Linked DNA regions of Homo sapiens: region 2 is linked to region 1. Evidence: chromatin loops called from intact Hi-C (ENCODE). Cell type or tissue: natural killer cell. All regions are shown on one strand. Links, peaks and the distances in the headings refer to the core of each region. The heading gives the core; the rest is flanking DNA.

Region 1 (2,500 bases), core at 1-2,500:
ATTATTTTGCCTATTTTAGAGATGAGGAAACTGAAGCTCAGATTTCTGGTAATTGCTCAGCTGGTGAATGGCAGAGTCGGGATTCAAACATGCATCTGCCTGACCCCAAAAAGCAAGAGGATTGAGGATTCGTGGGCCAGTGAATAGAAGCCTGTAACAAGAGGGTCAAGGGTAAATAGTATCTGCTTGGCCTCTTGAGTCAGCTTGGACCTCTGTGCCGCATAATTTCACCTGCAAATGAACTGCCAGCCCCTTCTTTCCTTAGCGCTGGTTCGTTCCTAAAATCTGCCCTCTATAGGCCAATAACACAGCCCTGTGCCGAGCCAACTAAATATTTCATGGGGACTTTAATTTAACTCTAAAGAAATTCATCCAGCCCCGAGAGTAAGCTGTAACCTCGAGAAATAGCACCAGGGAGCACTTGGACCTGCGGATGACATTGCCACTTTCCCAGGAATGCTAATGCTCCACTGGGCCTCTGCCTCTTCAATCATTGCTGTGGATAGGCCTGGCCCAGTGAGCAGGGATGATTTCTACAAACATGGGCTCGCACTGGTTAGCAAAGACGTGTGTGTGTGTGTGTGTGTGTGTGTGTGCGCGCGTGCACGCGTGTATGTGTGTGTGCGCACATGTGTGTGTGTGTGTGTGTCTGTGTGTTGGCACAGGTGAACAATTGGGTGCTATTTACTGTTCCTTTATTCCCTGATCTTTGTTCCTATATCCTGGTTCTGAAAGAAGGGAGAGGTGGTGGGGTTGGCATCCAGTCTCCCCAGTGGACAAGGACACCAAATATTTTGCAGGTGCCATGTGACCCCTAAGAGTTTCTCTTTGTCTCCAGCCCGCGGCGGGTGGCGTGGGCAGACAGCCTGACTCATGTGGCAGGAGAGCAGATGTGTGTGTTCTCAGGCATGTGACGCTGAAGTCTAAGGGATGAGCCCTGCGGATGCTCGTGTGGGCCAGGAGTGGGAGTGAGCCTCCCTGGCTCCTTCTGATCCCATTGCCCTGCAGCTCGGTGACCCCAGTGAGTCCTGGCAAGTTCCCTGGGCATCTCAATAGGTGCGGGTGGGAGGGAGAAAGCCGCCCGCAGGTAAACTGATCAAAAGACAGGAAGTGAGCAGATAATCTAATTTGAAATGGGCTGAGATACAGATGTTATTCTGCTCAAATGCACAGCACAAAAGGACTGGGGCCTGGGGAGAATTGGGAAGCAGCTCCGTGGAGCCAGTCTTCTGGCCTCTGGCTCAGCCTGGGCCTGTCATCTCCATTCCTTCCCGGGCTGTAATTAACACCCCTCCGCTGATAGCTGCTTTAAGCCAGATTGGAGCATGGGGCCCTTCCTCTTCTGGTTGGGCGTCCCACATGACACCGTCCAAGGTGTTAGAGGGAACCGGGTCTGGGGCAGGGCAAGGGGAGAAGGGCGCCCTCTAGTGGGGAACCTACGGCTTCAAGTCCTTAGGTTGGAGGATGTCTGATCGCATCCACAGCATGACCTGAATCTGGTTCTAATGTTCCAGCCTCCTGACAAAAATCCCTCCTGCATACAGGCATCTGTCAGAAATCAGCCTGCTTCAGCTGCCAGCAAGAAGGGGCTCGAGGGCAGGCCACGTTTGGGGGGGGGGTCCCCTCCTTACCCACGCTGTTGGCTGCACTGGCTCTTCACTAGGGACTGACTGTGTGCCCTCTTGGGGAAAGTCACTGCGAACAGTGCAGTAATAAGAAAGCCAAGCGCACAGTCCTGAGAATGTGTACATGGGGGTCTGAAGCTAGCTTTCTTCATGTCCTAGCTGCGTGTATTTGAGCAAATGATGAACCTCTCTGGGTCTCAGCGTCTTTGTCTCCAAAACAGGGCTAATGGCAGTTTTGAAATGTTGTTTATGTTAAATTTTTTCAAAGATTTGATCCCTGCTTCAAGAAGTTTATCTAATGTAGAGATAAGATATGCACACAAATGTAAACAGCAGTAATAGTAAGAGCTAACATTTATTGTGAGTTATCTGTGTCAGGCCTAAGCTTTGTGTGGGTTGCTCATTTAATTCCCATAGAAGCTCCATGGAGGTGGGAACTATCATTATCCCTACTTTACTGATGAAAAAACTGAGGCACAGAGAAGTTAAGGTCACGCAGCTCATAGGTGGCAGAGTTGGAGTGTGAGTCCAGGCATCCTGTACTAATACAAGGAAATTTATAGTATATGCCATGGTGGGTGGCATGAGCATTGCCTTCTCTCTTTGGCGACAGACAAGGGAGGGCTTATGCCTGAGAAGATGATCAGAGAAGGTTTTATGAGGATGGTAAACTTTGAATAGACCTTGAAGAGTAGGTGGAGTTGATGTTTGGACTTTTGATGTGGAGTAAATTTAACTGCAGAAAAGTACAAGGTGTGTTGAGAGCCAGCTGAGTTGGCCTGGCTGCAGGGGAGGGGCAGTGTCTGGGAGAGGAGTGATGGAGATGGGGCTGAACTTGCAGGAGTAGGCAGACCATGAGGGCCAGACTCCCACAT
Region 2 (5,306 bases), core at 2,807-5,306, 270 kb before region 1:
TCTTTGTGTTTTTTGGTGAAGAATCTGAAAGCTTCATCTTTCTGCTCTGTAGCAGTTAAGATAGAAAAGCTAGTGGAGTGAGAGACCTGGTTAGCCTTGGCTCTACCTCCAGACAGTTATGCGACCTTCAGCTAGTCATGTATCTTTTCTTGGGCACAGCTTCCTCATCTGTAATAGAGCTTGTTCTGCGGTTTAACTATGATAAAGACTGTGCAAAGATTTTTGCAAGCCACTGAGCCTTACAGACATGCAACATGGTGGCTCTTTTCATTCTTGTAAGATTTAAGAGGAAATTATTTCTCATCACTGTGTCTAGGGGGTCACAGAGCTGAGGCCCAAGAGCAGCCCAGGACCTGAGCCACTGTCATGCTTAAATGTAGTCTCGGCTGGGTGCAGTGGCTCACGCCTGTAATCCCAGCACTTTGGGAGGCCGAGGCGGGTGGATCACCTGAGGTCAGGAGTTCGAGACCAGCCTGGTCATCATGGTGAAGTCCCATCTCCACTAAAAAATTAGCCAGGCTTGGTGGTGGGCATCTGTAATCCCAGCTACCTGGGAGGCTGAGGCAGGAGAATTGTTTGAACCTGGGAGGTGGAGGTTGCAGTGAGCCAAGATCGCGCCACTGCACTCCAGCCTGAGCGACAGAGCAAGACTCTGTCTCAAAAATAAATGTAGTCTCCAGGATCCACCAGTCTTTGGGGCCATGAGCAGCTTCACTCAGTTCCTCAGGCCTGCACGAACTGCGTGTAGTTCTGTCATCAAATAAAATTTACACAGGGTAATCTGACACCTATTTAGCAGTCTGCTTAATAATTATGGTGCAGCATGCTGATCAGGCATAAATGGAAGGCATTTGAGGTAAGTGATTGTATTTAGTAGTACTTTTATATAGCCTAACTGGATTATTACAGTTTTTTTCTCCTTGTTCCACTCAACAAATATTTATCCACTCAACAAATATTTATTAAGGCCGTATAATATACCAGGCACTGTTCTAGGCCCTGGGGATATAGTCCAAACAAGATTCCTGTCCTTGCCCCACCTCTATTGAGCTTAAATTCTAGTAGGGAGACAGAAAATCACTGAATAATCAACTTTATCCATAATAAGTAAGAATGTCTAGCTTCTCCTAAGACTGTGTTTGCTTTAATCTATCCCTGCACCAACACCCATGAATTAAAGAACAAAGATTCTGGGCCTGATTTGCCAACAGCGGAGTTGCCTTCACCCCCATCCTTTACTCTTTATCTTCCTCTGTCTTCCTCTAGCAGGTGATTGCTTGAGGCCTTCCATTCATTGAACAAATATGTGCTGTGCACCTATTATGTATAAATAGACCCTGGGGATGCAACAGGAACCTGGACACAGTCCTTGCCCTTAAGGAGCACATACTGATCCCAGGCCTAGACGCATAAAGGCAACAGCAGAGGCAGGAAAAGTGCTGCTCTCAGAGCCATGCCTGGGTGCTGATGGCTCACAGAGAGAGGCCCCATTCTGGCCATGGCAGGGGTGAGCAGAGGGGTGTTCTTTGGGCAGAAGGGATGCCCTGTGCACAGGAAGTGACAAGGCTCTGCGTGTGGATGAAATGTTGAGTGTGTTGGGGGAGGCGGAGTGTCCCTGAACAAGATTTTTTTCTGAGGCATAACACACATAAGGAAAAGTGCACACCCCATAAGTTTACAGCTCAGTGATCTTTCACAAAGTGAACACACCTCTGCAAGCAACACTCAGCGTGAAAACCAGAGAACATCACCAGCACTGGGGAGTCCCCTCGTGTCCCCTGCCATTCTCTACCCTAACCATGAAACTGGACTTCCAACAGCACAGAGTGGTTTGGTCTATTTTTACACTTTATATAGACAGAATTATTCTGTCTCTAGAATGTGTAATCTTTTGTAATCTTTTTACACTTTATATAGACAGAATTATTCTGTCTCTAGAATGTGTAATCTTTTGTACCAGTCTTTTTTTTTGCTAAATCTTATATTTATGAGATTCATCCTTGCTGTTGCATGTGGTTGTCGATTATTCATTTTCATTTCTGTATAACATTCCACTGTGTGCATATATAATGTATTTCTCCATCGTGCTGCTGGACATTTGGGTGGTTTCCAGTTTGGGGAAACGAAACCACCAGAGTGCTGCTATAGACATTCTAGTGCATGTCTTTGCTAATCATATACATGCATTTCTGCTTGATAAATACCTAGGAATAGAGTTAGTGGGTCATTAGGCTAGATGTAAAGCTCTAGTATACCAGTTTTCCAAAGTACTTATTTCAGTTTACACACCTACTACCACTGCATAAGAGTTCCAATTTGTCCACATCCTTGCTAACACTTAATGTTGTCTTTTTTTAAAATCATTATAGTGAGTGTACAGTAGTTTAAAATTTCATTTTCCTGATGCTTAATGAGGCTGAACACCTTTTCAGATGTTTGTAAGCCATTTGGATATCTTCTTTAGTAAAGTGTCTGTTCAAGCCTTTGCCCATTTTCCTATTGGATTGTCTGTCTAGGGGTTGGAGGACGAAACTTTTTTTTTTTTTTTTTTTTTTTTTTTTTTTTTTTTTTTGAGACGGAGTCTCGCTCTGTCCCCCAGGCTGCAGTGCAGTGGCACGATCTCGGCTCACTGCAAGCTCCACCTCCCCGGTTCACGCCATTCTCCTGCCTCAGCCTCCCGAGCAGCTGGGACTATAGGCGCCTGCCACCACACCTGGCTAATTTTTTGTATTTTTAGTAGAGATGGGGTTTCACCCTGTTAGCCAGGATGGTCTTGATCTTCTGACTTCGTGATCCACCTGCCTTGGCCTCCCAAAGTGCTGGGATTACAGGCGTGAGTCTGTATTAAAATTAAACATTTTAATACTACTCTCCCAATCCAGGCACCTGGGATTAGCATATCCAGGTGCTCATCAGCCGCACCCTCACCCCAGTGAAGCCAGCAGAGCTGGCTGTCGGCAGAATCTGGGTCTCAGTGGGGGCCAAGGCACGTGCTGCCTTGGGGAGAGGCAGCTCCCTGCAAGGTTCTGGATTTGACATCAGAGGCCCACCCACCTCAGGAAGGAGGAGAGGGATTGGTAGAGGTTGGGGGTGGGGCTGGTTTTCAGCGGTAGTAGAGCAGATGTGGAAAGCAGCTGATAACCTGGGAGGTGTGTGTCTGCTCTCCATATTTGCTAGGAATGGACCGCTCCCATCTGGGCCAGGGAGGACCTGACATTTATGTAGCACCTCATTTAGGCCAGACCCTGAGCATGGTGGCTTCTCCGATGTTACCTTGATTCTTCTTTAGTTCAACTCCACCAGGAGGGGTTGTTATAGTACTTTTACATGTGAGGACACTGAGCCGAGACACAGAGGGGACCTTGTGAAGGCCACACAACTGGCAAGTGGAAGAGCTGGCCTGAACCCAGTTTCCTCTCACACCTCTCCTCAGTGTGCAGTGCCTGTGCTGCGTTTGGGGAAATGGAGTAACCCTCCCAACTCTCCCATCCCTTCCTCTTCTGCTCACCCATGGCTCCAATTCCTTAAGGGCAGATGAGGGTTTTGTTTGTTTGAGACAAAGGCTCGCTCTGTCGTCCAGGCTGGAGTGCAATGGCGAATAGCGCAACCTCGGCTCACTGCAACCTCTGCCTCCTGTGTTCAAGTCTGTGACACAGGGTCCCGAGTAGCTGGAATTACAGGCATGCGCCACCATGCCCACCTAATTTTTGTATTTTTAGTAGAGACGGGGTTTTGCCATGTTGGCCAGGCTGGTCTCAAACTCCTGGCCTCAAGTGATCCACCCACTTTGGCTTCCCAAAGTGCTGGGATTACAGGCGTGAGCCACTGTGCCTGGCTGCGAGCAGATGAGGTTCTTCATTTCTAATGACACGCCATGAATCATCCAACCACAGTTACAGCAACCTGCCCCATGTCGGTCACAGAGCTGAAGTTAGAACCTGAGCCTTCTTTGAGCCCGGCATGTAAGGAGGAAAGACAAAGGGGCCTCTCCGGCTCCTGGGTGTCACTGGGATGGTGGGGCAGCTGCCTAGCTGGAGCCTGGGACTCACGTGCCCCCAACCCCCTCTCTCGCAGAGTTATGTCATGCCCAGGCCAGCAGGGGGCTCCATGAGGATTCATAGAAGATGCCCCGCGTCTCGGCGCCTTTGGTGCTGCTTCCTGCGTGGCTCGTGATGGTCGCCTGCAGCCCGCACTCCTTGAGGATCGGTAAGTGTGGCCCAGCTTGGGGCAGTGCCCCCACCCACTATCCCAGGTGTCCACAAGGGACATGAGAGTGCTGCACAGGACTTGGGGAAGCTGCCCAGCCCGTGCACTGTGCCCTCCCTGAGTGTGGCTGGGGTGAACATGCAGGTGGTGGTGGTGGAGGCAGCTGACAGGTGACCACTCCGATCTGGTCAACCTGCTGAGCTCCCCGGCCACTAGAATAAAGATGCTGATAACTCCCTAGTGCAGTCAATGTAGGTTCAGCCTAGCAGGTTAAGAGGCAGCTGTCGGGGAAAAAGGAGGGTGAGGATGGCCATGGGGACTCCAAATCTAGGGCTGGAGATGGGAGAAGAGGTCCCTTCTTTCCTGTGATCAGTCCAAGAAGGCTTCCTGGAGAGAGTGCTATGTCCACAACTTGGAAGAAGCCAGGAGTCTGCTGGCGTGGCCTGGCTGCTTGGAAGGGCCCTTGACATTGGGTCTGCTTGCTGTGGCCTGGCTCTGAGAGGGAGGGCAGGGTCATGTGAGTCTCTCCCTTGCCTTGTTGCTGTGGGACGCCCACTTTAGGTGTGGGCAGGCGGGCTTCCACCTGAGCCCTCAGCATCCCATCCCTGGAGGGGCGGGTCTGGGAAGTCAGGTGCCTCCTCCCTGCTGGGACTGAACAAGACTTGTCAACTGCAGGTTGAGGCTCTCTAGATCCTGGTTCCTGGGGACACAGCCAGCCACAGGGACAAGGACACAGTTCAGTCCGGCAGGCGCAGTGTGGTCATCTGATGGCCCAGCAACAGAGAACCCATGGAATTAGGACAGATGTGGGGTGTCGGGGATCAGGGGTGTCTATGTGTACATCGGGGGATGGGGATTAGTGTGGACAGGTGGGTGGGGCACAGCAGTGACAAACCCAGAAAGGTAGGTTGATGGCCACAAGACGACCCATCCAACAGCAGGGCCCCAAGGGTAGAGTTAAGTGACAGCCCTAGAGGAACTCAAATACCAGGCAGGTTACCCCAACGGATAACCACATGAGGCCCCTCTTCCCACACTGGGGGTGGGGTTGGGGGTGGGAGCAAAGGCAGGAATCTAGATCTTAAACCTGAGCCTGAAAG

What was found. Hi-C counts contacts between places; a loop is a spot of excess contacts. Peaks named below come from ENCODE experiments on the same cell type or tissue, not always from the same donor. Only the 100,000 strongest peaks of a DNase experiment are listed, where the experiment ranks them.
Region 2: a loop joins it to region 1, with 13 times the contacts of the local background. A loop is called at or near these places in 3 of 110 quality-filtered maps.

Annotation. Positions count from the first base shown.
Region 1 is chr11:120,928,394-120,930,893 of GRCh38, forward strand. All of the region lies in intron 13 of GRIK4 (glutamate ionotropic receptor kainate type subunit 4), which reads left to right. Among named protein-coding and RNA genes, the nearest start is that of TBCEL, 94 kb to the right of the region's middle. RefSeq lists a silencer at 1,435-1,484. In natural killer cell, for the core only: CTCF peaks have their summits at 1,359, 1,560 and 1,759; a DNase peak (open chromatin) is centred at 1,418; H3K27ac peaks cover 316 bases.
Region 2 is chr11:120,656,195-120,661,500 of GRCh38, forward strand. GRIK4 (glutamate ionotropic receptor kainate type subunit 4) reads left to right here. Exons shown (of 21, transcript NM_014619.5): 3 at 4,075-4,206. The coding sequence starts at 4,125. Among named protein-coding and RNA genes, the nearest start is that of GRIK4, 150 kb to the left of the region's middle. RefSeq lists an enhancer at 4,063-4,563. In natural killer cell, for the core only: CTCF peaks have their summits at 4,060 (motif pointing right) and 4,259; no DNase peak of the experiment used is centred there.